Regions from separate parts of the Mus musculus genome. Here region 2 is linked to region 1. A link is a loop called in an ENCODE intact Hi-C map of the cell type or tissue named here. Cell type or tissue: heart. All regions are shown on one strand. Each heading gives the region's core, and the rest is flanking DNA. Links, peaks and the distances in the headings are about the cores only. Region 1 has its middle 650 kb from the start of Gm25602. Region 2 has its middle 170 kb from the start of Gm25602.

Region 1 (16,562 bases), core at 3,729-11,728:
TTCTTATAGAAAGGTGGGATCATCTTAAACCATGCAAAAAGATGGATGAATTGATTTGTTCTTTAATGAAATGTTGTAGTTTTCCTTCCGAGACTCCCTGCCCCTCTGACAGGAGCTTATAATCCATAACCATGCAAGAGTCTTAGGTCTATACAATTTTCAGAATTATCCTGAAAAGTGTAACTTTTATTTTTCTTTCTTTTATATCTTTCCTAAGCATGCCTTTCTCTTTAAAAATTTGTAAACCACAGCCTTCATCGCCATGACATTTAGGACTTAACTATTCTTTCTATCAGGTGTCCCTCCCAGTCACATGTCTGAAGTCCATGCCAGTTTAAGGGCATGGCATTTGCACTTCTTGCCTCCTCTTCCTGGCAGCATCTAAAGTTCACATCTTCCCTGTCTTGTAACGTTACATTTCTACTTTAATAATATTGTCTTGAGCTTACATTGAGTCCACTCTTAAATTTTTTATTACTAAAACTAAGAGCCTCCTAAGATGATTCTGATGTCCCTTTTGTTAGCAATTTGCCTCCCAGACATAGGGACTTTTGTCCTACCCAATCCACAAAATTTTTCTCAGTTCCTGCACAAAAGTGACATATGGTAGCTATCATTCTATCTTTTAACAATCATATTATTATTGTTGTAAACAGCATTTAGCTTAAAATTTCTTTTATAATAAATATTCAAATCAATACTAACTTTTCCTATACTTCTTGAAGGATGATTGCTTATTTTACTACCAATCTACTTTCACCTTATCTGGGTACTTTGCATAAAATGTTTATATAAGTATGTACATATATCATATATGTTTGTACATGTGCTGGAGCATTTATTATGTTGTGCTGATCATATGATTTCTAAGTATGTAGCATAATTTTCTCATTAAGCTATATTCACTGAGCAAGACCACAATTGGGTCTTCTGAAGTTTTGCTTAACTCCCATATCTTTCTTGCTTCTCAGTCAACAGTGTCACTCATTTCTAAGTTTCTCACAGGACTTAATACTCACAATTACAATGAAAAATGCCAACTGCCACCACAAATGTTTTCCTAAAGAAAAGAAATATAAAGACTTCCTATGAGTAGATCATGTGCTTCAGACCCCCCACACCCATACCCAGAGACAGCTTGATCTTCCAGGAATTCTGATACCATAAGGCTCACAGGTGAGTCCCACCCCCCCACTCCAATATTTGATCTAACCTACCCAGGGCCTAGAGGACACAGTACCTTCTGACCTGCCAGAGGTATATCTTCCTTTTGGTCCAGTCTGCAGCTGTGCCCAAGGGCAAATCATATGTTCTAGCAATCACCACCCAACCCATATCCAGAGTCATCATGATTCCCAGGAGGTATGGCCCAGACACTCCAGACGTTTTCTCACACCCAGAGTCAGACTGACCCAAGAAGGTCCAGCATAACCAGGCTCACAAGTGATATAGGCTCCAATCAGATACAACAAGGCCAGTAAATACTATAGATAATGATATGCTGAGAGGCAATTACAAGAACATAAACAACAAAGACCAATGCCATTTGCCAACATCAGAACCCAGTTCTCCTACTACAGCAAGCCCTGAATACCTAAACACACCTGAAAAAAAAAGATTCTGGTGTAAAATCCCATCTCATGAAGATGACAAAAGACTTTAAGGAGGACATAAATAACTCCCTTAAAGAAATACAGGAGCCACTCCGGTCAGCTCCAGCTCCTGGTCACCTTGGGCAAGAACTCAGGTGACGGTCCCTAGGTTCCCAGGGGACTCTCCACATGATCTTAGGATCACTGATGAGTGGATCACAACATCTGTTCCAAATCAATAGTGACAGGCCTATGACAGCAGAAGCAAGGACACAGGAGCCCTGCCTGACAAGCAGTTTGGGTTCCTTCTGATCAGTGTTTGGTTTCAAACACACCAGACAGACCTAAGGTCCCCAGAGGAGACATCACTTCCAGGCACTGTAACACAGTCAGGATCTTAGGATTCCAGGATCCCAGTATAACAGGATCTTGGTCACACCAGGATCTCAGGGTCTCAGAGGAAGCTTGACTGCCAAGAACTCTGACACATCCAGAATCTCAGGTTCACAGAAGCCCTGAAACACTGGATCACAGAGAAAGCTGGACTCTGAGGAGTCCTGAATCAACTGGGATTGTAGGAAGGACAGGCTCCAATCAGATATATTGAGGGCAGCAAGCACTTGAGATAATCAGATGGCGGGAGGCAAGCATAAGAACAGAACCAACAGAAACCAAGGTTACTTGGCATCATGAGAACCAAACTCTCCCACCATAGCAAGTCCTGGATACACCATTACATGAGAAAAGCAAGACATGGATCTAAGCTCACGTCTGATGATGATGATAGAGGAATTTAAAAAGGAAATAAATAACACCCTTAAAGAAATACAGGAAAACAACTAGAATCCCTTAAAAAGGAGAAACACAAAAACCCCTTAAAGAGTTACAGGAAAAGAGCTGGCCAGTGGTGGCTCATGCCTTTAATCCCAGCACTTGGGAGGCAGAGGCAGGCGGATTTCTGAGTTCAAGGCCAGCCTGGTCTACAGAGTGAGTTATTTAACTAAACCATCCAGGATCTAAAAATGGAAGTACAAACAATAAAGAAATCACAAAGGAAGACAACTTTCAAGATAGAAATCCTAGGAAAGATATCAGAAAAGATAGATACGAGCATCAGCAACAGAATACAAGAGATAGAAGAGAGAATCTCAGATGCAGAAGATTCCATAGAAAATAGGGACACAACAATCAAAGAAAATGCAAAAAGATCCTAACTCAAAACATCCAAGAAATCCAGGACACAAGGAGAAGACCAAACCTACAGATAATAGACATAGATGACAATGAAGACTTTCATCTTAAAGGGCTAGGAAATATCTTCAACAATATTATAGATGAAAACTTCCCTAACCTAAAGAAAGAGATGCCCATGAACATACAAAAAGCCTACAGAACACCAAATTGACTGGAGCAGAAAAGAAATTCCTCCTGCCACATAATCAGAACAACAAATACATTAAATAAGGATAGAATATTAAAAGCAGTAAGGGAAAAATGTCAAGTAACATATAAAGGCAGAGTTATAAGAATTACAGAAGACTTCTCAGCAGAGACTATGAAAGCCAGAAGATCCTGGAGAGATGTTATATGGGCCCTAAGAGAACACAAATGCCAACCCAGGCTCCTATACCCAGCAAAACTCTCAATTACCAGAGATCGTGAAACCAAAGTATTCCATGACAAAACCAAATTCACACAAAATTTTTCCACAAATCCAGCCCTTCAAAGGGGGAAAAAGGGGGGGGGAACTTCAATACAAGGAGGGAAATGATACCCTAGAAAAAGCAAGAAAGTAATCCTTCAACAAACCTAAAAGAAGATAGCCACAAGAACAGAATTCCAACTCTAACAACAAAAATAACAGGAAATAACAATTACTTTTCCTTAATATCTCTTAATATCAATGGACTCAATAAAAAGACATATACTAACAAGACTGGCTGCATAAACAGGACTCAACAATTTGCTGCATTCAGGAAACTCACCTCAGGGACAAAGACACACACTACCTCAGAGTGAAAGGCTAGAAAACAATTTTCCAAGCAAATGGTCTGAAGAAACAAGCTGGGGTAGCCATTCTAATATTGAATAAAATCCACTTACAACCCAAAGTTAAAAAAACAAACAAACAAACAAACAAAAACAAGGAGCGGCACTTCATACTCATCAAAGGTGAAATCTTCCAAGATGAACTCTGAATTCTGAATATCTATGCACCAAACACAAGGGCATCCACATTCACTAAGAAAACTTTAGTAAAGCTCAAAGCACACATTGCACCACACACAATAATAGTGGGAGATTATAACACCCCACTCTCATCAAAGGACAGATCCTGGAAACAGAAACTAAACAGAGACACAGTGAAACTAACAGAAGTTATGAAACAAATAGGTTTAACAGATATCTACAGAACATTCTACCCTGCCCCCCCCCCTCCAAAAGGATATCCCTTCTTCTCAGCACGTCATGGTAACTTCTCCAAAATTGAACGTATATTTGGTCACAAAACAGGCCTCAACAGATATAAAAATATTGAAATTATCCCATGCATCCTACAAGATCACCACTGACTACGGCTGATCTTCAATAAAAACATAAATAATGGAAAGCAAATGTTGATGTGGAAGCTAAACAACACTCTACTCAATGATAACTTGGTCAAGGAAGAAATAAGGAAAGAAATTAAAAACTTTCTAGAGTTTAATGAAAATAAAGCCACAATATACCCAAACTTATGACACAAAAGAAAACTCATAGTTCTGAGTGGAACCAAAAAGAAACTAGAGACAGCACACACCAGCAGCTTGATAGCACACCTAAAATTTCTAGAACAAAAGGAAGCAAATTCACCCAAGAAGAGTCGATGGCAGGAAATAATCAAACTCAGGGTTGAAGTCAACTAAGTTGAAACAAAGAGTATACAAAGAATCATCCAAACCAGGAGCTGATTCTTTGAGAAAATCAACAAAATAGATAAACTCTTAGCCAGACTGACTAGACGGAATAGGGAAAGCATCCTAATTAATAAAATCAGAAATGAAAAGGGAGACATAGCAACAGAATCTGAGGAAAACCAAAGCATCATTAGATCCTACTACAAAAAGCTATACTCAACGAAACTGGAATACCTGGATGAACTGGACAATTTTCTAGACAGAAACCAGGTACCAAGATTAATTCAGGATCCAATTAATGATCTAAATAGCCGATATCCCCTATAGAAATAGAAGCAGTCATTAATAGTCTCCCAATCAAAAAAAGCCAGGACCAGATGGGTTTAGTGCAGAGCTCTCTCAGACCTTAAAAGAAGACCTAATTCTAATTCTCCTCAAACTATTTCACAAAATAGAAACAGAAGGTACTCTACCCAATTCATTCTATGAAGCCACAATTACTCTGATACCTAAATCACACAAAGACCCAACAAAGAAAGAGAACTTCAGACCAATTTCCCTTATGAATATTGATGCAAAAAAAAAACCAATACAATTCTCACAAACCAAATCCAAGAGCACATCAAAAAAGATCATTCATCATGATCAAGTAGGCTTCATCCCAGGGATGCAGGGATGGTTTAATATACCGAAATCCATCAACGTAATCTGCTATATAAACAAACTCAAAGACAAAAACCACACGATCATCTCTTAGATGCTGAGAAAGCATTTGACAAAATCCAACACCCATTCATGATAAAAGTCTTGGAAAGATCAGGAATTCAAGGCCCATACCTAAACATAAGAAAAGCAATATACAGCAAACCATTAGCCAATATCAAACAAAATGGAGAGAAACTTGAAGCAATCCCACTAAAAACAGGGACTAAACAAGGCTACCCACTTTCTCCCTACCTATTCAACATTGTACTTGAAGTCCTAGCCAGAGCATTTAGACAACAAAGAAGATCAAGGGGATACAAATTAGAAAGGATGAAGTCAAAATATCACTATTTGCATATCATATAATAGTATATATAAATGACCCTAAAAATTCCACCAGAGAACTCCTAAACCTGATAAACAGCTTCAGTGCAGTAGCTGGATATAAAATTAACTCAAACAATTCAGTGGTCTTTCTTTACAAAAAGGATAAACAGACTGAGAAAGAAATTAGGGAAACAGCACCTTCACAATAGTCACAAATAATGCAAAATACCTTAGTGTGACTCTAACTAAGGAAGTGAAAGATCTATGTGATAAGAGCTTCAAGTCTCTGAAGAAAAAAATCTAAGAAAATCTCAGAAGATGGAAAGATCTCCCATGCTCATGGATTGGCAGGACTAACATAGTAAAAATGACTATCTTTTAGAAAGCAATCTACAGATTCAGTGCAGTCCCCATCAAAATCACAACTCAATTCTTCACAGAGTTAGAAAGGTCAAGTTGAAAATTCATCTGGAATAACAAAATACCTAGGATAGCAAAAACTCTTCTCAAAGATAAAAGAACCTCTGGTGGAATCACCATTCCTGACCTCAAGCTGTACTACAGAGCAATTGTGGTAAAAAAACTGCATGGTACTGTTACAGGGACAGACCGGTAGACCAATGGAATAGAATTGTTCTCAGACAATTGCCTAGTATGTCTGTCCTGTGAGAGGATCTGCCAGCATCTCACTAAGACATATGCATATACTCACAGCCAACCATCGGATTGAGCACGGGGACACTAAAGGAAGAGTTAAGGGAAAGACTGAAAGAGCTGAAGAGGATTGCAACACCAATGGAAATACAACAATATCAAATAACTGGAATCTCCAAAGCTCTGAGCGACTAAACCACTGACCAAAGAGTATACATGGATGAGACCATGGCTCCAACTATGGAGGTAGCACAGGATTGCCTCATCTGGCATCAATGGGAAGTGAGGCACTTGTTCCTGTGTAACCTTGTTGCCCCAGATTAGGGGGATTTTAGAGAGGTGAGGCAGGATTGGGTGGGTGGGTGTTGGAGAAATTTCAGAGAAGCAAATGTGAGTTGGGATGGGGTGGGAGGTTTCTGAAGGGGAGACCAGGAAGGAGGACAACATTTGAAATGTAAATAAATAAAAAACCAATTAACTAAAAAATACTCCTATAATATCCAGTTACTACTTAGATATTTAGAAGATAGCTGGATGCTATAAAAGCATGTTACGCATTATGAGCAAAACTGGAGATTTCAGATTGAATTTTCTGTTAAATATATTACTTGGGATCCTCACTCTCAAGACATTTACGTTAGAGGCAAAAAAATCTGTTAGTATCATGGAGGAATGAACTAATTGTCATGTAATGGCTCCAACAAATGATATTAATATTATTATCTAGTGTCTTGTTTGAAATGGAAAATATTTCCACTTTATGTATAAATTATCTTTGAAAGTAAAAATTCAAATATTTGGATCTCATTCATATATTTCTAGAAAGTTTGTTTGGCTTTTATATAATATCATGACAAATACATATTAGAATAATTCTTAGCTATACTTAGTTGTTATGATATAATTGATCTACCAAATATTGTTTGTATTATTTACTTAAAAACAAAACATTCCCTGTAGATTTTAAAAACAATTCTGAAAACTAGAGCACTTTTTATTTTTTACAACATTCTGACTCTCATATAGGCGTTAGGGGACAAAATATTTACATAAATGCCTATGTATAGCCATCTCCCATTCATCATAGTTTTGCCTTTTCTCTAGTTTTTACTTTTCTACTTTTATGTTAATTTTAAGAAATATTCACTGATACGCAGTTATGAAGGGGATAAAATGTCTCAGTAAAAGATGATTCTCAGTGTGGTGGTAAATATTAGCCCAGAATGGCAGTAGGGAATGAAAAAAAAATGCCCCCATTGTAACAAATGAATTGAGAGAGGTTTTACATTTTTGAAATAAAATTATAGATTACCTGTGACTCTCAGAAAAACCCACCTAGGACTTTAGACACTTAATCTTGACACAGTTCAAGGGAGGTGATTTTCAGTTTCTTTCCATATATTTATTAAAAACTGGAGGTTATGTGCATAAATGAGTAGTCCATTTCTTTGTGTAAATTCACAATATAAGAACTCTCTTGGCGGTCCATCCTTTCGTCTTATCTCCAAACTTTGTCTCTTCAACTCCTTCCATGGGTATTGTGTTCCCTATTCTAAGGAGGAATGAAGTATCCACACTTTGGTCTTCCCTTTTTTTTGATTTTCTAGTGTTTTGCAGATTGTATCTTGGGTATTCTAAGTTTCTGGGTTAATATCCACTTATCAGTGAGTGCACATCTAGTGACTTCTTTTGTGATTGGGTTACCGTACTAAGGATGATATCCTCCAGATCCATCCATTTGCCCAAGAATTTCATAAATTCATTTTTTAATAGCTGAGTAATACTCCATTGTGTAAATGTACCACATTTTTGTATCCATCCCTCTCAGACACTATTGCATATGCCAGCAAGATTTTGCTGAAGCGACCCTGTTATAGCTCTCATATGAGTCTATGACAGTGCCTGGCAAATACAGAAGTGGATGCTCACAGTCATCTATAGGATGGAACACAGGGGCCCCAGTGGAGGAGCTAGAGAAAGTACCCAAGGAGCAGAAGTGGTCTGCAACCCTATAGGCAGAACAACAATATGAACTTACCAGTACCCGCAGAGCTTGTATCTCTAGCTGCATATGTAGCAGAAGATGGCCTAGTCAGCCATCGTTGGGAGGAGAGGCCCCTTGGTTTTGCAAACTTTATATCCCCCAGTACGGGGGGATGCCAGGGCAAAGAGGTGGGAATGGGTGAGTGGGGGAGCAGCATGGGGGGAGGATATAGGGAACTTTCAGGATAGCATTTGAAATGTAAATGGGGGAAATATCTAATAAAAAAGGCAAAAAAAATTTTAAAAAAGAACTTTCTTAAAAGAATATAATTGAAAGTAATCACGAAGAAGAAAGCAGTCCCAACGGAGCACAAAGCTTAAATCTACCAACACTAATGACTGACTGGTTTTTGAGTTGAAGGTTATCAGGAATATAGCTCATAAGAAGGGAACCTAATTGGCTTGGCTTCTACATACACAGTTCAGGGTCTCAATCAAGTATGATTTTTCTAAATGTGAATATGTTTTATTTAATTAATCATTGGGCTTGATAAAATTTTCAACATAAATACTTATCCTTTTCTTCAATTCTAAAAATTAAAAGCTTGGGCCAGCCAGATGGCTCAAGGTTTGTCAAACTAAATTTAATTCAAGATGCAACTACACCTGTTTGGTTTTATAGAATTCTATCACATCCCTAGTTTGTAAGATTGCTATACATTTTTGCCCTGTCTTCCCTTCTGTTTTCCACCAAGCAATTTCTACATTTGTTCCTCTCCTACATTAAGAAGCAAAGTTCTTTGCTTCTTTTTATGGGAAACATAACAACATGCAATATGATAATTATGTAAGTTATTCTTCATGTCCCAATAATGTTGCAGCTGACAGCTTAATAGGCACCATGTCCATGGATCTTTATTAACTTTATGAACAAAATTAAATGAGAAGTAAAAAAAAAAAATCCAGATGTTGTAGCAGACATTTCTAATTTTCCTACTGCACTAAAAATATAATTTGACAGACACTGAACTTACAGAATTTAATAAAATAACATTAGGTGAAAAAAGACTTTGATATGGTCACACATAGTGAAGGTGAATATTCACCCTATGCCATATAACCTCTACTTGCAGAAACAAGACCTAGAAAAGTCACTGTAAAATTAAGTGATGTTGATTTTCTTTGAATTATGCTATAATTTTACAAGATCTCTAAGAAACCACATTGAGGAAGATAGGCCTCTGTAACTAATGTTCTTTTCACTTTGAGGCTAAGAAGGCGGTTGTCAGAACTCAGAATCTGGCTGTGCTCCTCCCACTCATCCTAAGGATGACCTAGAAGAAGTCCCCCGAGTTCTCCTACTCTTAGAATTGATTCTATTTACATAGTTCATTTTCCAGGGGAAAGCATCACTGAAAACGATAATGGAAGCAAAGACTTCCTAAAGGAAGGATGCAGCTGGGGAGGGGAGGGGAGCTTTGAGGGCTTCTAGCTGGGTCCCACTTCCTCTTCCCTCTCTCCACTTCCTCTGTGAGGATGAAGTGTGGTAAGTCAAGTTTCCCCTCCTGTGCCGTGCCTCCCTACCTGTTATGTCTTCATCACATAAAATGAAACACAATGAAACTGTATTTCCTGGGTTTTACTTATATAACTTAACAGTGACTTGAAATAGGTAACCATAATAAAAGATATATGCACACTGTTATTCCTTAAAAATGAACATTTAGCAGAAATTATAACAAAGATTGACGTCTCTAAGGTGTAAAGAAAATTTTAAAATTTGTAACACGTATTAATGTAATTATTTAATCTTTATATGTTCAGTCTTAATGTTTGTTCAGTGAATCAATTATTCACAGATGGTCCCATTTCTATTTGTAAACATTGTAGAGAAAAATTATTTGAGACAATGATAATTTTCAAAGAATTATTCCAAAGGCCTTATCACAAAAGCTCTTATCTTGTGAGTTGACAGGACATATTTTGAGCAGAGTTTTTCATCCTATCAAAGGTTATTCATGTTATTTGACACCTCAGGCTTTTATCAAGCTTCAAATATAAAACTGTTAAAAACTTCCTTTTTTTTTTTTACATAATGATCTTATATATTTTGTATTCCTAGAACAGGACAGTAAAGCTGGTTCAAAATGAATGCTCTGTGATGAATTTAACAAAGGAGGAAAAAGCCTCCACTCTATTCTTCTATTCAACCTTAGCAAAAGATATCCTATAATAATGTGGTAACGTAAGGAAAGATAAAAGAAAATGTCTCTATCATTTTAATTGAGAATTAACCATTCAGTAATAAAATAATTGCCACTCAACAGGTTACAGGTGAGCCTTCCAGAAGGAATAATTAGTTCAGAGAAAGCTTTTGGACATTTTAAAAGAGCACGCCAGTAAGATGGCATGTAATAAGATTACACAAAGGTAATACCAGCTTTTAATAGACTGATGAGACTATAAGAAATAGGATATCATCTGGTCCCCCTTCAGGCACCTGGAAGATTTATCTTTAATTTAAACTAGCACATAATGTGAACATTTCTGAGAGGTCAAATTATCCTTCTGTGAAGATGGGCAGAGCAATGAGTAATAATCCGATCACACTTTACATTTGCAGAGCATTATATGCCATTTAATCTACTTTTATATCCATGGCTCTAGAACAGGATGAAAGGATTTCACAATCTCAAAACTATGATCAGACTTTATCTTCTTCATGCCAAATCGTGCAGCTTACGTGCCTACTGCACTGCCTTCCTCTCCTAAAAATTCCAGAAGCTCACACCCCGCCTATTAGTGCACCATTCACCAGTGAGCATAGTTTCTGTGAGAAAATACAATTCTTTGATATAACAAGTAGTATCATCCTGGAATAAATAGACATATTTTTTTATTGTTTTCTATGGTAAAAAAACAAAGTGAGAAGCAGTCAAACAAAATTCTACATTAAAAGAATTGTGTAAGGCAGCACAAATACTTAGATGATAAAGTGATGACAACATTGTCTTTCTTTAAACCTAGAAATAAGTGATTATCTCGATACTGCTTTGCTTTGCTAACTGCCAACACACAAGCAATGCCTACATTACCAGGACCCTGGGAATGAAGATAAAAATCCACAAGCAGAAATGATATGAGGTGAAAATAATGACAGCTTCATAGTAGTCTCTGAGTAGTGCACTTTGTGAATGCCTTCACTATGTCTAAGAGTGATGGTGACTACTGGTTTGGATTCAGGATCCCTTGATTACAATAGCATAGTGCACTAGCATATATTTATATACATATTCTAAAACCTCATGAATATATCCAATATTATCATTGCAAATAATCTTACTATAAAAAATGTGTTTAAAATACATCCTCCCTTAAGGGTCAGGTTATTCAGTGATCTGAAATATTTCTATTTAGTATATTGTGGTTAAAATAAAAGTCTCTTTAAAAATAAGATTATTTTTGTGTGTGGCCAATGTAGAACTAGTGTTATAAATGTGACTGAATTGTGTAATCTATTTCTTGAAAATATACAACTTTAGATGCCACATTAGCTAATTTCCTTTGCTTGTTTGTTTGTTTGTTTAGTTGGTTTTTTAATGTACCTTACAAAATTTGCCTTGGAGATAGAAGTCCAGATGTGGTTAGAGAAATGACTTCAACTACCTGAGAATAATGCTGATGAGCAGGACTCCTTTTATATGCCCTCTGCTCAACAGTGAGCACCATTAAATAGCCCCAAACACAGACTCTTGGTCTGGGAGAAAAGAATGACATCTAAAATTGTAAATCAAACATGTGCACCTTAAAAAGCTTTTACTTGCTGTGAGGTTAATTACTGACTGCTTCTTTGCACTCATGTTGGAGTCTTGGGCTGATATTCTTTCACAATAGTACTTCAAAGGTTGCTTATATTTATGAAATTATCCATTTTTCTAGACTATGTAATCTGATGTTAACTTCTTCTTTATAGTCTCTTTTGATCCTTTGCATTTCTTTGCCATTAGCGGTAATGTCTCATTTCCATTATAGATTTTAAAAATGGTGTGTGTGAGTGTGTGTGTGTGAGTGTGTGTGTGTGTGTGTGTGTGTGTGTGTGTTTGTGTGTGTGTTTGTGTGTGTGTGTGTGTGTGTGTGTGTGTGTGTGTGTATGTGTTTTTGTTTGTGCTTCTGTAGCTAAAGATCATCAGTTTGATGTGTTGGGTTTCACATTAGTTTCAATGGACTTTTATTTGTTTCAGGATATTTTCTAATTGCTCATGTGATTTATTCTTTCAACCACTGTCTTTTTAGATGTATGCTATTTAGTTTCTCCATATTGGTTAGCTTTCCAAATTACTTTAGTAATTAATTTATAATTTATCTTCTGTGGCCATAGGAAATTCTTGTAATTTCAGTCTGAAATTTGATGACATGATTTATGTTCTAATATGTGATAAATCCTAGAAATAGATCATGTTTGACTGAGAAGGAAATGTAATATTATTTAAACCTTAATACGACATAAAAGAATCTACAGATTTAATTTAGTATGTTCTCAAACCCTGGCATGTGTTGCAGAAATACAAAAATACATATAAAATTTACATGGAATCTCAGAGGAGAGCCAATAATTAAAACAACCTGGAAAAAGAATAAAACTGAAGTATTTATGTTTTTAAATGTTAGTAGGCTTTTAGAATGAAGCTATCTGGCACTAAGCTTTCATTTGGTATATAACTATGGACTGATGATTCTTCCTATTAAGTCAATCACAGAAATGAGGTGGAATTATTGTGATACTAGCACTGTCTTAGTTAGGGTTTTACTGACGTGAACAGACACCATGACCAAGGCAAGTCTTATAAAAAGTAATATTTAATTTGGGCTGGCTTACAGGTTCAGAGGTTCAGTCCATTATCATCAAGGGATGGCAATATCCAGGCTGGCATGGTGCAGGTAGAGCTGAGATTTCTATGTCTTCATCCAAAGGCTGCTAGTGGAAGAACTGACTTCCAGGCAACTAGGGTGAGGATCTTATGCCCACACCCACAGTGACACACCTACTCCAACCAGGTCACACCTATTCCAACAAGGCCACACCTCCAAATGGTGCCACTCCCTGGTTCAAGAATATACAAACCATCACAAGCGAGAGAGAGAGAGAGAGAGAGAGAGAGAGAGAAAAGAGACTTAGCTAGAATAGAATATGGAGACAGATATTAGCTCTCATGGATATGGTCATATACTAAAGATGGGCATCAAAGACTACATAACAGGGGCCTGAGTCGGGCAGTGCTTTCAACAATTTCTTCAGAAAATGGCACATGAAAACTGGCTTTACATCTGCCATGAATTAAAGCCATATCCTCATAGCTAAAGACCTATACCTGAAAATGAATTGAGACTGTATTATTGCTCTACTTATAAAAAGAAAAAAATCTCTTAGATGAAAATATAGATCATAATCATCCCTGTACTGAGTCTGGAAATGGTCTCAAAAACAACACCAACATTAAAGGCTTCAAAAAGAAAACTGCATTTTTCATCTTTAAAACAAAAATCTTTCGTACATCAAAGGACTCTTTCAATAGATTGAAAAGACAATGGTAATTTTTCAGACTTACAATGCTTCCTAAGACCGGATATTACAGGTTTCTTCCCTAGGTGTGATCAGTGGAGTATTGGAACCTTTTGTGGAGGTGTAACTGGGAAGTGGGATACCATGGGATGGGGAGTTGGTGGAGAAGGTAACTGGAAAATCGGATATCATTTGAGATGTAAACAAATGGAATTATTAATAATAATAACAATAAAAAGCGGGGAATCTAGTTAAAAGAAGTCAGATTGTTAGAGGTATGCTCTTAAAAGTGGTATTAGGACTCCAGTCCCTATCTCTCTCCTCCCTTCTCTCATTACTTTCCCTACTTCCTCCTTTGCATGTTTTTTCCTGGTGGCCATGAAATAGATTTCCTTCACCACATTCTGTTTGCATAACTCTTATTGTACAAGAGTCTGAAGAGCAGTTGAGCCAAGCCAACATAGATTAAAATCTTTGAATTTATATACTAAAATTAAAAAAAAAACTTTCTCTCTTGGGAATTTTTCATGTACTTTTTTTTCTTACAGTAGAATAATGAATGCAATGGTCTACAAAGTAAGAAATAGTATTTGCAAATCCAGAATCTGATAAAGACTTGTTTTACAGGATATTTACAGTACTCCTAAAATCAAGAACAAGAAAAACACAGCCTCCCCTAGTCAAGACTCAAAGAACACTGGAGAAAGGGGGATCACACAGAGTGTAGTAACCAGAATATGAGGAAGAAATCTGTGACATGTTGTCTTTGGGACATGACAGGGATAATATGCAGACCAGTCCTCAGTAGTTGTGGTGTCCTGCACAAGACCAAACCAGTTGCATAAGATCAAACAAGTTAAAATTGTATGATGGATTACCCAAGGATCCCCAGGGCCCACACCTAGATGAAGAGTTATTGACAGTTGACAGAAGTGCCGTGTTTGATTGGCAATATGCCCACTGGTAGGTTGCCAATGCCCCAGAGTGGCCCCACACTTATTCATAGGTATTTAATACTAACTGAACTCAAAGATAATGATGGTAGTCATCATTATCATCATCATCATCATCAAACAACAATGATAAAGAAGGCATGAAATTTGGATGCAGAAATGAGCCTTTGTGTCTTAAAGCAATTGACAGGAAGTAGTATGAGGGTGTATATGGACTGAAACATATTGCATACAAATGAAAAAATTTAAAGGAAAAATAAAAATATTATTTAAAAAGCTAAAATCAATAAAAAAAAGAAACAAAGAAAAAACCAAATGCTCATATTATCCAACAATTCCACTTCTTGGTACAGATGTTGGTAATTAGAATGCACCATTTTTTAAGAGATTCAAATACTTATGTTCATAGTATCATTATTCACAATCTAAAATGTAGAAGTAACACAAACACGCACAAAGAGATGAATAGTAAGCAAATGTGATTGACATATGAAATAGAATCAGTTTTAAAGAGGAAAAATAGAGCACTAAAGTAGTTGTCTCTTTATGGTATTATAGTAAGCAGAAAAACTAAGTAATGAAGAAAAAAGGGCTTCACTTGTATGAGACCTACAAATACGGGCTCATAAAGAGAGCCCACAAGAAAGATGTTGGGTGCCAGATGTTGGAAAGAAGTTCTTGTTTAGTAGATTTATTGCACTTTCTGAAACTAATAGAATTGTGAAATGCTTGGTGACAGTTTTATGAAAACAGTATAAAAGACCTTAATTATTACTGAACATAATTCATAAAAGTGATAGGGTGGCAATGATTGTGCTATGTGAGCTTTGTCATAGTAACCTATTTTAATGTATCCTGGGACATAGGAGCACATCCAAAACATATTGAAATAGGTTAAAAAAATCAGAGTGAAATACACAACTGAAAAATTATCATATAATTGAAGTCATGGAGAAAACTGCTCTGTTGAAATCTTTAGAGATAGATGAACACAGAGAATGATGGCCAAAGCAGAACACACTCAAGTCCGATGCTAGTAGGAACACATATACACTAGTGTGCATTTGCTGTTGAGACTGTGTCATAAGCAAGGAGATAGAGAAATCTCTGTGTCTGCAGTTTTAGTGGACTTTCTACACACTTGTAGATTATTATCAGAAACATGAGCAGACTCTTAAGGTTAAAGGTGAAGACAATATCTCCTGGAGGTTCCTATATTCCTTGTGTTTTTCAGAACAAGTGACTAATTTCCAGTGAGAATGACAAGAGCTCATCTCACTGACAGAAGGACATTTACCCATGTTCTTAATCCCCTAACTGCCCTCAGATACTCTCTCTACACAAGAGGAGGAAAATACAAAGACATACTTGTGATTCTCATAATTAGAATCACATGTCACTTATATATATTAAGATGTAATTATCAGACTGTAGAATGGTACACTACCCGAGTTTAACAGCCACAAAAAAAAAAAGTACACATGTAATTGTTTCAGCTTTTGGTTACACATTGTATAATCTATCTTTGGCCAGGAGGAAACTACAGTGTGTGTGTGTGTGTGTGTGTGTGTGTGTGTGTGTGTGTGTGTGTGTGTATGTGTGTGGTGTTTGTAGGGTATGTAGGAGTCATGTGTGTATATTGTTGAATATGTACATACATGTGTGTGATGTTATTCGTGCTTGTGTATATGTGTGCAATGTTAAGAATACAAACATTGTGCTTGTGAATATTGGCATAAAAAAGTTAAGTTCTAGAATAGTTCTTCATGTGGCTTCCACTTTGCTTTTGGAAGCAGGATTTCTTACTAGCCAGGAATGCATTGACTAGATAAAGTTGCCTTGTCAATGAACCAAGTATCACCACGTGTGATGATTTTATTTGAGTACTGAG
Region 2 (16,562 bases), core at 4,973-12,972, 820 kb after region 1:
GCTCATGTCAGCCCACACACAGCTGTGACAGTACAGAGTTGGGAGCACACAGCTGCTTAGCTTGAGTCACATCCACAGGCTTTTTTTTTTTCACTCTTATTTTGACTGTGCATATCTCTCCTCCCCTTTTATCTTGTATTAGGAGAAGTACAAAGCTCTGAGCAGAGTCTCTTTTATCCTCCTGATTAGAACAGACATGTAAATAAACACATCTGTTTGGCGAGGGCACAAGCAAAGCCTTAAATAGCAGTGCTGCCTAAAAGACACCATGGAGTTCTTCTAAAGAATTATTACAATTAAGACTTCTCATGACAAGGCAGCTTTCATACAGCTAAGGGAACAAAAACAACACATGGACCGAGACATCATTTTGCAAGCCCACTTTCTTCTTTCTGCATATATGAATACCGTTGTCACTTAAAAAGCCATAGAAATTCAGCAATTGCATATGACAGTCGAGTAAATCCATGTTCTCAAACCAGGCACCAAGGAGAAAATTGCAATTCTTTGAAATAACAAGTCTCTCTAAAGCAGATAAAATCATGGTTAAAAAAAAGTCTGCCTTGGAGAATTCAAGTTGGAGTTATAAATCTCTCTTCCTAGATGTCTTTGTCATTGTTCATAAAATTCACTGTCAATAGTAGAGGTAGATGATAGATACATAGAGAGGTAGATGATAGATAGATAGTTGATAGATAGATAGATCTTTTATTCATAAGAAAAATGTCTTTTAATGGTTTCCCATTAAATATTTACCAGTCCATGAAGATTCTTAGCTATCTTCATAACTATATTTCTTCAAAGGGTGTCTGCCTTTTCCTAATGCTTGGAAAAAGACCACCTGACCAACACACAACAACAATATAATACACACTCAACATAATTTACCATCTCTCAAAAACCAAAAAAAAAAAAAAAATCAAACAGTTTGAAAATGTGATTTCCCCTTTTTTCTCCGTGTTCAGGCCAGTAGCAATGTCATTGTGAATATGAAGCAGTTTCTCCATCCTGTGGCTATGGCTGTTGTTCAGCCAGCAGGGATGCCATGTCAGAGCATATCACTAGTTCATAGAGCTAGACTTTGTCTTCTGGACTTAGCTGCAGACAGCCTTTGAAAGGAAGGACTATGCTGAACACTACCTCTCATTTTTGTTTTGTTTTGTTGTTTTGTTTTGTTTTGTAAACAGTCAGTTGCCCTTCTAAAATCCACTGGCCCTGATGTGAAGATAAAAAAGCAAGACTCCTTCAGCCATCCAGGCTTCCTCGAAGCCAGCCGGTTCCCACCAAGCATCTTGTCTACTTTGTTTGGGGCTTAGTCATGCTCCTTGTTTACTTTGTCTTCCATGTTACAGCCTTCAGATGGTGTACATGCTGTTCCCACTGAAGCCTGAGGCCTCCCCCCTTATCCATCTGGCAAATCTGCACTCCTGAGGCCCAGTGTAAGCCTTCCCTGGGTAAGGTTTGACTGATACCAAATGGAAATGTATATATCTGGCTTTTCAGAGCACTCACAATATCCCATAGGGACTTTCTTACATTTGTTGAAGGCCATAATATACCAACAGTGATGATGTGTGGATGTCACTATTCTTGCTTTCCCTGGGCTTTGGATATAGGCCAGTCTTTCCAGTCTGGTTTCAGTGTTACTCCTCAGGAAGGCCATTCTTGAAGGTTCAAATTTGTTCTTAGTTAATGTTAACTAAGTTGACTCAGTTAACTTAGTTCTTCTTGCTAAATGTCCCCTAATCTATGTTTCCTTTCTGTGAGACTGCATTTGCTGATTTTTGCACTGTTTGGATCTTTCAGGACCTTAAGTTCTTTGGCTTTGGGGGACTGGACAGTCTTGCTCACAGTTACATTCCAATACTGGAAGCAGTGATTGAAATCTAAATTCTCAGCTGCTTGAGAATAGGAAGTGAACAACTGACTCTTCTTGAGAATTGGAGTGACATTACTTTTAAAACATTTTTATGTTTTTTGATTATTTTATGAATGAAGATGTTTGTCTGCATGAATGGATGTACACCATATATGTGACTGGTTCCTACATAGGACAGAAAATATTAACACACCCCCTGGGACTGAAGTTATAGACTTTTTAGAGTCATTTTTTGGGTACTGGGAATCAAACCTTGGTCCCCTGGAAGAGTAGCCAGTGCTCTTAACCCCTAAGCCATCTTTCTATTCTATGGACTATATACTAAGTTTATCCACTACTAACCAAATCAGTAAGCCAATATTTTTTTCTTTAATCAATGATTATATTACTTGCTTTTCAGTTGGCTAGAACCAAATACCTGACAAGAAGCACTTTCAAATGAGGAGCAATGTATTTTGACTTGTGGCTTAGCAGGGAACAAAGTGTCTTATGACAGAAAGACATGATGGTAGTCGAATGACAGGTAGGCTTGTGGCATCTGCAATCAGGAAGCAGAAAGAGAGATGCTACTGGCTTTCTTCATCTCCCCTTTGTTTTCAGTCTGGGACCTTAATCTATATGTTGATGAAAATATACAGGTCTTTCCCTGTCAGTTAATACGTTGAAAACCCCTGCATAGCCCACCCAAAGATGTGTGCTTCAGTATGTTTCTTTATAGCATAAGAATCTACTTCTTTTAAACTTGATTGTCTAGGAAAGGATGGGATGGAGTTTCTTTAAAAAAATTGTTAAGGATCACAGATGTGAACATTACAGAACATTAAAAATAAAATAAATTTAACAAAATTTCTTTTTAATTAGAAGTAGCTCAGAAATATTGTGCTGTGTCAAAAGAAATTACTCTGATGAATGCCCAACAGGTAAACAAAAGCCAGGACACATTCATCTTTGTTATCCAGCATGGAAAATTTAAGTCCCAGGTAACTCAAGGTAATTTAAGAGCCTTCACTTTAGTTTTCTTTTTCAGTGTTATTTTCTACTTGTACTTGCATATATTAAAAATAATCAATTAGTCATAGTCAACATTTATGTACACAGACCATATTAGGCAGTGTAGAGAATGGCAAAAGGAACAGGAGGGAGACAGATGGCCCCGCACAATATACATAATAAAATACCATGCTCTGCTCTGCCTTATTGAGTCATATGCATTCAGTCTGTATTACTGGGTGTTCTTTTGCATGGGTGTGGCTCTTTGGCTTAAAGTTCCATAACAGCAGATTGCCAGTTCCAAGCTGGTGGCCTCCGTTTTCTCTTCTCTTTCCTTTCTGTATTCTAACCCATGGAAAGTGTGCCTCATTAATGCTGTAGGCAGCTCTTTAAGATAAATTCTCCTCTGTAGCACCTTTGTCCTTTTTCACCCAATTTGTACACTCACGGATTACATAGGTACTGAGCACCAGTTCAGGATCTCTGTTAGATCCAAGATGTAGAACAGAGAGAGATCAAGGGAGACAAAATCTGCATCTCTGAGGAGCTGTACTGAGGGTGTAGTATGAGGGAGGAGTAAGGATTCTGAGCTGTACTGAGGGTGTAGCATGGGGGAGGGGTAAGGATTCTGAGCTGTACTGAGGGTGTAGCATGGGGGAGGGGTAAGGATTCTGAGCTGTACTGAGGGTGTAGCATAGGGCTGAGTATTGGGAAAACTATTGAATGTGATGATAGGAGCTGTACTGGGTATTTAACATAGGAGTAAAGATGTAGTGATGTGCTAATGGTGTAGCATGGGAGTGAGGATGAAGAGATTTACTGAGGATATAGTATGGGGTAAGGATGGAGAGCTGTACTAAAGGTACTAGGGTGCAGATGCAGCATACAAACCATTGAAAATGGATATGAAATGATATCTGGTGAAAGTGTTGTGGAAACATACACAGCAGGTCGTCAGAATGGTAGGAATTGATAAGAATGAAGCCTAAGCCAATGTAACGTGACATGACAAAAACATTTAAACAGAAAACAGGCCATATTAAGGAAATGTTTATTTGTCCAGATATGACTAGAATGACAGATAAAATTAATGATTCATTCATAAGCTTGGTGAACAAATAAGTGTAATTAAGGTTACTTATAGGATCACAGGTAAGCAGTTATTTATAGGAATATGAACAACTTACAAATGGTAGTACTACTGAATAAAATCTGTCTGTCTGTCTGTCTCTCAGTCTCTCTGTCTCTCTCTCTCTCTCTTTCTCTCTCTCCCCTTGCTTTTTCTCCCTCTCTCTGTCTGTCATTAACATAATAAAATAACCCTGACTATAAACCCGTGGGGAAGAACATTGCCTCATGAGCATCTGAAGAATGCAGGAGATGTATCCTGGAAGAGCATTCCATGATATCATGAAAAAGATAAACCATTTTTAACACTTGACTATGCCACACATTTATTAGAGTCATGGAGAGCTTGTTGATGGCTTAAATTTTATACCCACATAATGGGAATCTTTGGAGAACTGAGAAAGAGAGTAATATAATCTGACCTGTATTTTAATATTGTGCTTCTGGCTTCTCTTTAGTAAATACAGTGGAGCATTCCAAACAGAAGCTAAGACCTCGTGAATGATATTGCAGCAGGTAAGGTAGGAGAACACAGGTGTCAAGAAGTGGTCAAACTTTTTATTGAAAATTGAAAGAGCCAGAAATAACTTTTTAAATGTCTGAATATGAGTCACAAGAGTAAATGAAAATCAGGGTGACTTCTAAGTCATTGCTCTGCAAACAGTAAACAGTGAGCAGTCATAAGATGTGAATGACTAGGGAAGAAGCTAGAACAAGGCTTTCTGGAGCAGATGCTCTATAAACACTAATTTGGTAATTTAAACACAGAAACAAGTACAAATTAATACACTGCAAGCTGCTTATATATGTGATGGCAAATGTTCACCCCCAAATTCAAAATCTGTGACAATTTAGACAGTGCCAATGGAAATAAGAGCAAATGTTAGCAGAAAATGACATCCCAAGAAAAATCACCTTTAAAAATACAACTGGATATTATTTCAGACAGTAAGAGGACACCAGCTTCAAATTTCCCAAGTTCTGAGAGTTCCTATATTGATTCAAAATGTTTGAGGTTGTTTGCTGAAAAGTGAGCTATGGGATTTTGCTTTCAAATTGGGGTCTAGCTAATTTCAAATGGAAGATGTTCCTCAGCTTCCTTAGGAACAGAGATTGCAAGTGGACCGAAATAGCAATGGTCTTAATCCACTCACCTCTTGCTTCTTTAGCAGAGGACATTGCTGTTTAGCATTAGGATCTCCTAGCTCCATGTAATCTTGATTTCAGGGAAGTTAGACTGACAAGTTAAATCATCTTTATTAATTGTCACGATGTTAATCAGCAGAGAACTTCAACTTGACCTCTATGTAGCACTCAGACAAGATGAAGATCAGTTGCTGTGATTTCTTAATAATGTAAATACCCATTCTATCATGGCATGCTTTTGAAATTCATCTCAGAGTTTAATAGTGATACCAGCCCCTTAATCAGTAAGAGCTGATTAATATGTCCTTTCTTATATCCACATGGCTCATTTGCAGTAGGTTAAATTTGTTTCATTTATCAAGCTATAGGGGTCTGGGTATTTCTGATTCTCTTCCATTTTTGCATTTATTTCAATAAAAAGTTTTAAACCTAAGAAATGTGTACTAATCCATAAGATATTTTAGCCACGTAAATCTAAGAGTGTAGGTATTTGCATCCATTTGAATAATAATGGCCCTCATAGACTCATATATCTGCCTAGTGGAACTCTTTGAAAGGATTAGAAGGATTAGGACATATAGCCTTCTTGGAGGAAGTGTGTCCCTGGGGAATGGGCTTTGAGGTTTCCAAACCTCATTCCAGGCCTAAACTAACTCTCTCTCTCTCTCTCTCTCTCTCTCTCTCTCTCTCTCTCTCTCTCTCTCTCTCTCCTGTATCTCTATCTCTATCTCTATCTCTACCTCTACCTCTACCTCTATCTCTCTCCTTATAGATGAGGATGTAGCTTTCAGCACGTGCCTGTATGCTGCCATGTTCCCCAACATGATAATAGACTAAACTTTGGAACTATAAGAAAGCCTCCAATTAAATACTTTTTTCTATAAGTGTTGTTCTAGTCATTGTGTTTCTTCAGTGCAATAGATCACTTACAAAGACCATATCTATTAAAGTTATTTTTATTGGTGACTTTAGAAGGAGCAAAACATGAAATGGAAGGATGATAACCATCATTCCTCTGATGGAATATTGTTGAGAATGGGAAGTTGGGGGAATTTTCTTTTTCTGTGTATCACTAGGATTTAAAAGTTCTACTTTTAAACTCTTCAGTGAATTCCACCAGTTGATTACAAAAGGAGGCACAGTCATCTTATAAAGTTATACCACTAGATTTCACACCATTATAACTAAGGAATTTTCACTCTTCTGTGAAAGTTTTACTGACCAGTCCCCATATCAAAGGCAGTTATGCAGAGGATGATTATAAAGCACATCATAACATGAGATCAGGGAAGCTGCTTTTCCTCCTTGGACTAAAAAAGCAAGTTAATAACTGCTTCAAGAAAGCACTTCTGTGGCAAGAAACTGGGAACCCTTCAAAGATAGGCAGAGTCATATTTCCTTCTGGAACAGTTAACAAGGTCTGCTTTCTGTTCCCATATTTCTCCTTACTTGCTTTCAGACCCTAAGATAAAGGACTGAGGTACGTATTTTACATACCAAAGCAGACCTACCCTCCAGGTTCTCCCAGCATCCCTCAGTTCCTTGGGCCTTTTATAAATTATTTTCAGACAATTTTCTGTTGACTTTTTTTAAAGCTGTGGCATAATATTTTTAAGTTCATTTTTCCATTGAAATTTTAATTTGAACTATGCCTTTAACTGCTTTGAGTGTAGCCTTTCTGTCTACAACTTTAAGAGTTATAGATGATGGCCTACTTTTGTCACATTAAATATCTAAAATATCTATTGCTTATTTTCAGAAATTAATGTTTAAAAGATATATAAAATTGATAGAAGTATATTTCCAAAAGACAAACTTATAAACCTGTGTGGGGACCAGGAAGATGACTCATCAAAGAAACCTTCTTGTTATCCAAGCTTAGTGATATTCTAAGTTCAATTCCAGGACATATATGGGAGTATAGAAAAGGAGAATCAATTGAACAAAGCTGTCTTCTATATCTGTTCAATGGAATAGAGATCTGCATACACATAACTTTTGCCTTCACTTGTTTATCATAGTAATCATTATCATCATCATCATCACAATGATATTGATGACGTTACCAACAAGATATACAACAAATATAATTTTCGTTAAATAAGAAATACCTTTATCTATAGAATGTTCATTCTCTTCATGTTCTATTGAAGAAAGTAACATGGGGCTAACTAAACTATTGTTTGTTACACAAATCTCAGCTGAAAGGAAATTAAACATGGTATCTTAGAATTCTAGTACTATGAAGGCAAACCATGACCAAACTCTTATAGTAAAGCATTGATTAAGGGTTTGTTTATAGTTTAAGAGAGCTCATTAAGCAGGAAGAAGGTAGCCATGATGCTGGAAGAGTAGTTGAAAGCTTACCATTCTAATCTGCAGGCAACAGGCCATCTCCAACAAGATCACATTTCCTACAACAACACCATACCACTTCCAACAGGACCACACCACCACCAACAAGGTAACAGCTCTAAATACTTCCCAAACTATTCTATTAGCTGGGACCAAGCATCTAAACACAAGATCCTATGGGATATATTCTCATTTAAACAACCACATAACAGAAATGTCATTTTAAAAATTAAGATATAGATAATAAAACATTGGTATCATTGTAGCAAAAAAGAAAAGTGAGAATGTAAATTCTATACATGCAGAGGATCGTGTGAAAAACAATTTTCAAATATGAGCGACTATCTACAAAACTGAATTAGAAGAATTTCATTTAATTTTTGGTTAAAACATGAATTGGTTCTAAGACCTGAGACAACTTGAAAATATAATCGAGTATATGCTGCATCAATGTCCTATCACTACCCTAAAACAGGGGATTTTTGCCACACTTCTACATAGAAATAATCATTTAAACTCAAACTAATGGTTATATCACGTAAAGGAAAATATAAAGTATGGCCTGGAGTCCTCTCTTTAAACTGGAATTGTTCTTACAAGAAAAGAAAAAGCCAGAATTAACTGTTTTCTAAGTAACAGAGACTCATTTCGCAAGGGTTTTGTGAAAGAATTAGGAGAATGTCATTTTTTCCTCTAGTAGCAGAGAGTTTAAGGTGTTGATGTCTATGTTTTTAATGAGATATGTCTAGAAATTAGGATATATTTATTTCTGCATGTTTCTGTACAATGCAGGACAGTTCTGCTACCTACTGTACCACCAATGCCTCAGCCATCTTATCTTCACTGTATCATGATATAAATAAATTATATATGAAGTGAATATTTTAATATAATCTTAGTCAAATACAGCTGTATGTCTAAATAATGAACATCCTTAACAATTTTCAATAAATTTATAAACTATGTACTTGGACAAAACTCAAAATTATTTTCATGCATTCAGAGAAGGTCACATTGGATCTGAGGGAGCCATCTTGGTTGCCGGATCCTCCCAAGACTAGTCTGCACAGGTGAGAGTGTGGACTACAGAAGCTAACAGCTTCTGGGACAGGCACTGTTTCCGACCTTCATCTTCAGCCAGGAGGCAGGCTCAAACGCCAGATATCTGTGCACCTTCCCTGCAAGAGGAGGGCTTGCCTGCAGAGAGTACTCTGACCACTGAAACTCAGGAAAGAGCTAGTCTCCCAGGTCTGCAAATAGAGGCTAACATAATCACCTGAGGAACAAGCTCTAACTAGAGACAACTATAACAACTAATTCCAGACTTTACCAGATGGTGAAAGGCAAAAGTAAGAATCTTACTAACAGAAACCAAGACCACTCACCATCATCAGAACCCAGCACTTCTACCTCAGCCAATCCTGGGCACCCCAACACACCTGAAAAGCTAGACCCAGATTTAAAAGAATATCTCATGATGATGGTAGAGGACATCAAGAAGGACTTTAATAACTCCCTTAAAGAAATACAGGAGAACACTGCTAAAGAGTTACAAGTCCTCAAAGAAAAACAGGAAAACACATTCAGACAGGTGGTGGAAATGAACAAAATCATACTAGACCTAAAAAGGGAAGTAGACACAATAAAGAAAAAACAAAGTGAAGCAACGCTGGAGATAGAAACCCTAGGAAAAAAATCTGGAACAATAGATGTGAGCATCAGCAACAGAGGACAAGAGATGGAAGAGAGAATATCAGGTGCAGAAGATTCCATAGAGAACATGGGCACATCAATCAACGAAAATGCAAAATGCAAAATGATCCTAACTCAAAATACCCAAGAAATCCAGGACACAATGAGAAGACCAAACGTACGGGTAATAGGAGTAGATGAGAATGAAGATTTTCAACTTATAGGATCAGCAAATATCTTCAACAAAATTATAGAAGAAAACTTCCCAAACCTAAAGAAAGAGATGCCCATGAACATACAAGAAGCCTACAGAACTCCAAATAGACTTGACCAGAAAAGAAATTCCTCCCGACACATAATAATCAGAAGAACAAATATACTAAATAAAGATAGAATATTAAAAGCACTAAGGGAAAAGGTCAAGTTACATATAAAGGCAGGCTTATCAAAATTACACCAAACTTTTCACCAGAGACTATGAAAGCCAGAAGATCCTGGACAGATGTTATAAAGACACTAAGAGAAGAAAAATGTCTGCCCAGGCTACTATACCCAGTCAAGCTTTCAATTACCATAGATGGAGAAACCAAAGTACTCCATGACAAAACCAAATTCACACATTATCTTTCCACGAATCCAGCCCTTCAAAGGATAATAACAGAAGGAAAAAAATACAAGGACGGACACCACATCCTAGAAAAAGCAAGAAAGTAATTCTTCAACAAACCGAAAAGAAGACAGCCACAAAAACAGAATGCCAACTCTAAAAACAAAAATAATACGAAGCAACAATTACTTTTCCTTAATATCTCTTAATATCAGTGGATTCACATATTTCCCAATGAAAAGACAGAGACTAACAGACTGGCTACACCAACAGGACCCAACATTTTGCTGCTTACAGGAAACCCATCTCAGGGAAAAAGACAGACACTGCCTCAGAATGAAAGGTTAGAAAACAATTTTCCAAGCAAATGATCTGAAGAAACACGGTGGAGTAGCAATTCTAATATCTAATAAAATTGACTTCCAACCCAAAGTTATCAAAAAAGACAAGGGGGGCACTTCATACTCATCAAAGCTAAACTCTTCCAAGAGGAACTCTAAATTCTGAATATCTATGCTCCAAATGCAGCAGCAGCCACATTCATTAAAGAAACTTTAGTAAAGCTCAAAGCACACATTATACCTCACACAATAATAGTGGGAGACTTCAACACACCACTTTCATCAATGGACAGATTGTGGAAACAGAAACTAAACAGGAACACAGTGAAACTAACAGCAGTTATGAAAGAAATGGATTTAAGAGATATCTATAGAACATTTTATCCTAAAATAAAAGGATATACCTTCTTCTCAGCACTTCATGGTACCTTCTCCAAAATTGACCATATAATTTGTCACAAAACGGGCCTCAACTGATATAAAATTAATGAAATTGTCCCTTGCACCCTATCAGACCACCATTGACTAAGGCTGATCTTCAATAACAACATAAATAATGGAAAGCGAACATTCATGTGGAAAATGAACAACACTCTTCTCATTGATACAAATTAAGGACTTTTTAGAGTTTAATGAAAATGAAGCCACAGCATACTCAAACTTATGGAAAACAATGAAAGCATTTCTATGAGGAAAACTCATAGCTCTGAGTGACTCCGAAAAGAAACTAGAGAGAGCACACACTAGCACCAGGACAACACACCCAAAAGCTCTAGAACAAAAGGAAACAAATTCACCCAAGAGGAGTAGAAGGCAGGAGATAATCAAACTCGGGGGCAAAATCAACCAAATGGAAATAAGAAGAACTATTCAAAAAAATCAACCAAACGAGGAGCAGGTTCATTGAGAAAATCAACAAGATAGATAAACCCTTAGCCAGACTCACTAGAGGGCACAGGGACAACATCCTAATTTAAAAAAAAAAATCAGAAACGAAAAGGAAGACATAGAAACAGATCCTGAGGAAATACAAAACACCATCAGGTCCTTCTACAAAAGGCTGTACTCAACAAAACAGGAAAACCTGAATGAAATGAAAAAATTTCTAGATAGAAACCAGGTACCAAAGTTAAATCAGGACCAGGTTAATGATCTAAACAGTCCTATATCCCCTAAAGAAATAGAAACAGTCATTAATAACCTCCCAACCAAAAAAAAAAAAAAAAAAAAAAAGCCCAGGACCAGATGGATTTAATGCAGAATTCTATCAGACCTTCAAAGAATACCTAATTCCAGTTCTTCACAATCTATTCCACAAAATAGAAGCAGAAGGTACTCTACCCAATTCATTCCATGAAGCCACAATTACTCTGATACCTAAAGCACAGAAAGACCCAACAAAGATAGAGAACTTCAGACCAATTTCCCTTATGAATATCAATGTAAAAATACTCAATAAAATTCTCGCTAACCGAATCCAAGAACACATCAAAACAATAATCCGACATGAACAAGTAGGCTTCATTCCAGGGATGCAGGGATGGCTTAATATATGGAAATCCATCAATGAAATCCACTATATAAACAAACTCAAAGACAAAAACCACATGATCATCTCGTTAGATGTGGAGAAAGCATTTGACAAAATCCAACACCCATTCATGATAAAAGTCTTGGAAAGATCAGGAATTCAAGGCCCATACCTAAACATGATAAAAGCAATCTACAGCAAACCAGTAGCCAACATCAAAGTAAATGGTGAGAAGCTGGAAGCAATCCCATTAAAATCAGGGACTGCCCACTTTCTCCCTACCTATTCAACATTGTACTTGAAGTCCTAGCCAGAGCAATTAGACAACAAAAGGAGATCAAGGGGATACAAGTTGGAAAGGAAGAAGTCAAAATATCACTTTTTGCAGATGATAAGATAGCATATATGAGTAACCCTAAAAATTCCACCAGAGAACTCCAAAACTTGATAAACGGATCCAGTGAAGTAGCTGGATATAAAATTAACTCAAACAAGTCAATCACCTTTCTCTACACAAGGATAAACCAGCTGAGAAAGAAATTAGGGAAACAACAACCTTCACAATAGTCACAAATAATATAAAATACCTTGGTGTGACTCTAACTAAGCAAGTAAAAAATCTGTATGATAAGAACTTCAAGTCTCTGAAGAAAGAAATTGAAGAAGATCTCAGAAGATGGAAAGATCTCCCATGCTCATGGATCGGCAGGATCAATATAGTGAAAAATGGCTATCTTGCCAAAAGCAATCTACAGATTCAATGCAATCCCCATCAAAATTCCAACTCATTTCTTCAATGAATTAGAAAGGGCAATCTGCAAATTCATCTGGAATAACAAAAAACTAGGATAACAAAAACTCTTCTCAAGGATAGAAGAACCACTGGTGGAATCAGCAACCATGATCTAAAGCAGTACTACAGAGCAATTGTGATAAAAACTGTATGGTACTGGTATAGAGACAGACAAGTAGACCAATGGAATGGAATTGAAGACCCAGAAAGGAACCCACACACCTAATTGTTCACTTGATATTTGACAAGGGAGCTAAAAGCTTCCAGTGGAAAAAAGACAGCATTTTCAACAAATGGTGCTGGCACAACTGGCAGTTAACATGTAGAAAAATAGGAATTGATTCATCCCTATCTCCTTGTACTAAGGTCAAATTTAAGTGGATCAATAAACTCCTGATAAAATGATAGACAGTGAAACTTACAGAGAAGAAACTGGGGAAAAGCCTTGAAGATATGGGGACAGGGGAAAAATTCCTGAATAGAACAGCAATGGCTTGTGCTGTAAGATCGAGAATTGACAAATGGGACCTAATGAAACTCCAAAGTTTCTGCAAGGCAAAAGACACCGTCAATAAGACAAAGAGACCACCAACAGATTGGGAAAGGATCTTTACCTATCCTAAATCAGATAGGGGACTAATATCCAACATATATAAAGAACTGAAGAAGGTGGACTTCAGAAAATCAAATAAACCCTTTAAAAAATGGGGCTCAGAGCTAAACAAAGAATTCTCACCAGAGGAATACCGAATGGCTGAGAAGCATCTGAAAAAAAAAATGTTCAGCATCCTTAATCATCAGGGAAATGCAAATCAAAACAACCCCAAGATTCCACCTCACACCAGTCAGAATGGCTAAGATCAAAAATTCAGGTGACAGCAGATGCTGGTGAGGATGTGGAGAAAGACGAACACTCCTCCATTGTTGGTGGGATTGCAAACTTGTACAACCACTCTGAAAATCTGCGTGGCTATTCCTCAGAAAATTGGACATAGTACTACTGGAGGATCCCGCAATACTGCTCTTCGGAATATATTCTGAAGTTGTTCCAACTGGTAAGAAGGAGGCATGCTCCAATATGTTCATAGCAGCCTTATTTATAATAGCCAGAAGCTGGAAAGAACCCAGATGCCCCTCAACACAGGAATGGATACAGAAAATATGGTACATTTACACAATGGAGCACTACTCTGCTATTAAAAAGAATGAATTTATGAAATTCCTAGGCAAATGAATGGACCTGGAAGGCATCATCCTGAGTGAGGTAAGCCAATCACAAAAGAACTCAAATGATGTGTACTCACTGATAAGTGGATATTAGCCCAGAAACTTAGAATACCCAAGATATAATGTACAATTTGCAAAACACATGAAACTCAAGAAGAACGAAGACCAAAGTGTGGATACTTTCCCCCTTCTTAGAACTGCGAACAAAACACCCATGGAAGGAGTTACAGAGACAAAGTTTGGAGCTGAGACAAAAGGATGGACCTTCTACAGATTGCCATATCTGGGGATCGGTCCCATAATCAGCCTTCAAATGCTGACCCCATTGCATACACTAGCAAGATTTTGCTGAAAAGCCCCTGATATAGCTGTCTCTTGTGAGACTATGCCGGGGCCTAGCAAATACAGAAGTGGATGCTCACAGTCAGCTATTGGTTAGATCACAGGGCCCCCAATGGAGGAGCTAGAGAAAGTACCCAAGGAGCTAAAGGGATCTGCAACTCTATAGTTGGAACATAATATGAACTAACCAGTACCCCCAGAGCTCGTGTCTCTAGCTGCATATATATCAGAAGATGGCCTAGTCAGCCATCAGTGGAAAAAGAGGCCCATTGGTTGTGCAAACTTTATATGCCTCAGTACAGCGGAACTCCAGGGCCAAGATGTGGGAGTGGGTGTTTAGGGGAGTTGGGGGGAGGGTATGGGGGACTTTCAGGATAACATTGGAAATGTAAATGGAGAAAATACCTAATTAAAAAAAAGAAAAGATCACGTTGGGTCAATTTTGACATCTACTCCTAAAGGACAATCTCATTAAAATATAGTGAATATAGTTATCAGTTTCATAGCTAGTCTCACACTTTGGCATTGTATATATAAACATTAATTCTAAATATGAGCATTAATGACAGAAATGATAACAATATTTTCTACAAACACAATTGATTCACTCTTAATCAGAAAAACAGTAAAACTAAATAAGCAAATAAAATATGATAACAAATAGAAAAGTAAAAACACATTTTCAAATGTTTATCTGCTTAAAAATAAGTGGAACAGAGTGGGGAACGAAAAGGATGCTAACCAATTATCAATTGGCAATCTATTAGAAAAAGAAAGTGATTCATTAAATTGAATAATTAAGCCAAATACTGACTTATCAATAAAATTTAAAAAACGGAATCATAATATTTAAAATGCAATAAGACCAAACAGATAAAAAAAAAATCAAAACATAGACGTACTTTAGAGGAAATTAAGATACCTGCTTACCTGAAAAAATTTACCAGACTTTGCTCAGAAGCATAGGAAAAAATACAAATTGTGGGAAAATCGTAGGTATATAAAGATAAATTCTTTCATATATCATGCTGTAGATCTATTTCAATTTCAGTAAGCATATCCATATTTTCAGTGAATTAATAAAAATTATCCTAAAGTTCTATGGGTATCTAGGGTAAAGAGAAAATTGTTACTTCTGACTTTAAAGCATCATAAAAATTTATCTTAATTAAGAAAATACAAATCTTTGAATGTGAGTAGTAACACAGATACAACATAAGTCTATCCAAAAATAAAAGGTGTTCCAAGTTCACACTGAAGAAAGAAATAACACAAAAAGTTGGTGAGCACTATAGAAAGAAGATAATTAGATTCCTGGCTCATCCATACCCCAAAATAAAATGTATAAATAAATAAAATAACTATATCTTTACCTGGAGATGTGGCCTACCATTTAAAAGTACTTGTTGCTCTTGCAGAAAGTATTCAAGTTAGGTTCCCAGACCATGTTGGACAACTTACAATTTCCTGTAACTCCTGTTGCAGGGGATCCAATTTCTCTGGGTTGACCTGTGCCCATGTGAGCATTGCATATATGCACACACACACACACACACACACACACACACACACACACACACACACTTAAAAATAACAAAATAAAAATTTTAAATTAAAAGTAAGATCAAAGTTATAGATGCACAGGGATGCAAATCTACTGGTCACACCACATTGTATAATTTTATATAGTATAAAACATACTATAGAAATTAAATTACAAATATGATATAATAAAAATATTGGTTATCACTAATCTTGGTTGCATATACATTATCATTATAATAGATGTCATACATATACATTTTAAATGTATGTAAAGTAAAATCCTGTGTTAAGGTTATATAAAGGAACAGAATTAATATATGGATAAATATATGGGATTTATTAGAATGGCTTACAAATTGTAGTCTGGATTATCCAACAAGGCTGTCACACCATGGGAAAACCAAATATCCAGTAGTTGTTCAGCCTATAGAACTGTATGTACCAAGAGTTCTAGTTTGGTGCAGGATCCCTAGGGGATTCTCAAATTCTGGTCTCCAATCTACATTGCAATCCCTAATCTAATATAATTGACTAACATGACTATATCTGGAATGAACTAATGTCTGTTATCGTTTTTCTCAGTTGGATCATTTGAGGGAGAAAAATCCATCCAAAAAAATCTGGGCCACACCTTCTTGTGGCAGTCCACATTAAAGAAGAGGCAGGTTTTTTTATTTTTGCCTTCTTGCCCTTACTCTCATGAGTAGGTTCATCTACCCTACTAGTGAGGCATTCCTTCACTAGTACTGTAACCTAGTTTACAGAACCATGACTAACACACTATTTTACTTTAAGATACATCTAAAATATTTATTAGAGATCTAGTCAAATTATAATGCTAATGTATGTAAATAAACATATACATCTATTATACAATCTCATTTTAAGTAAAATCAATAAGTATTTGAATAATGGCATATTTATATAATACATATCTTCCATTATATTACTGCTAGATACATATTACAATTTATTAATTACATAAA

What was found. A loop is a pair of places that touch in the nucleus more often than their neighbours do. Peaks named below come from ENCODE experiments on the same cell type or tissue, not always from the same donor. Only the 100,000 strongest peaks of a DNase experiment are listed, where the experiment ranks them.
Region 2: a loop joins it to region 1, with 13 times the contacts of the local background. A loop is called at or near these places in 2 of 42 quality-filtered maps.

Annotation. Positions count from the first base shown.
Region 1 is chr10:55,354,314-55,370,875 of GRCm38, reverse strand. No RefSeq gene overlaps it. Among named protein-coding and RNA genes, the nearest start is that of Gm25602, 650 kb to the right of the region's middle. In heart, for the core only: no CTCF peak of the experiment used is centred there; no DNase peak of the experiment used is centred there.
Region 2 is chr10:54,535,680-54,552,241 of GRCm38, reverse strand. No RefSeq gene overlaps it. Among named protein-coding and RNA genes, the nearest start is that of Gm25602, 170 kb to the left of the region's middle. In heart, for the core only: no CTCF peak of the experiment used is centred there; no DNase peak of the experiment used is centred there.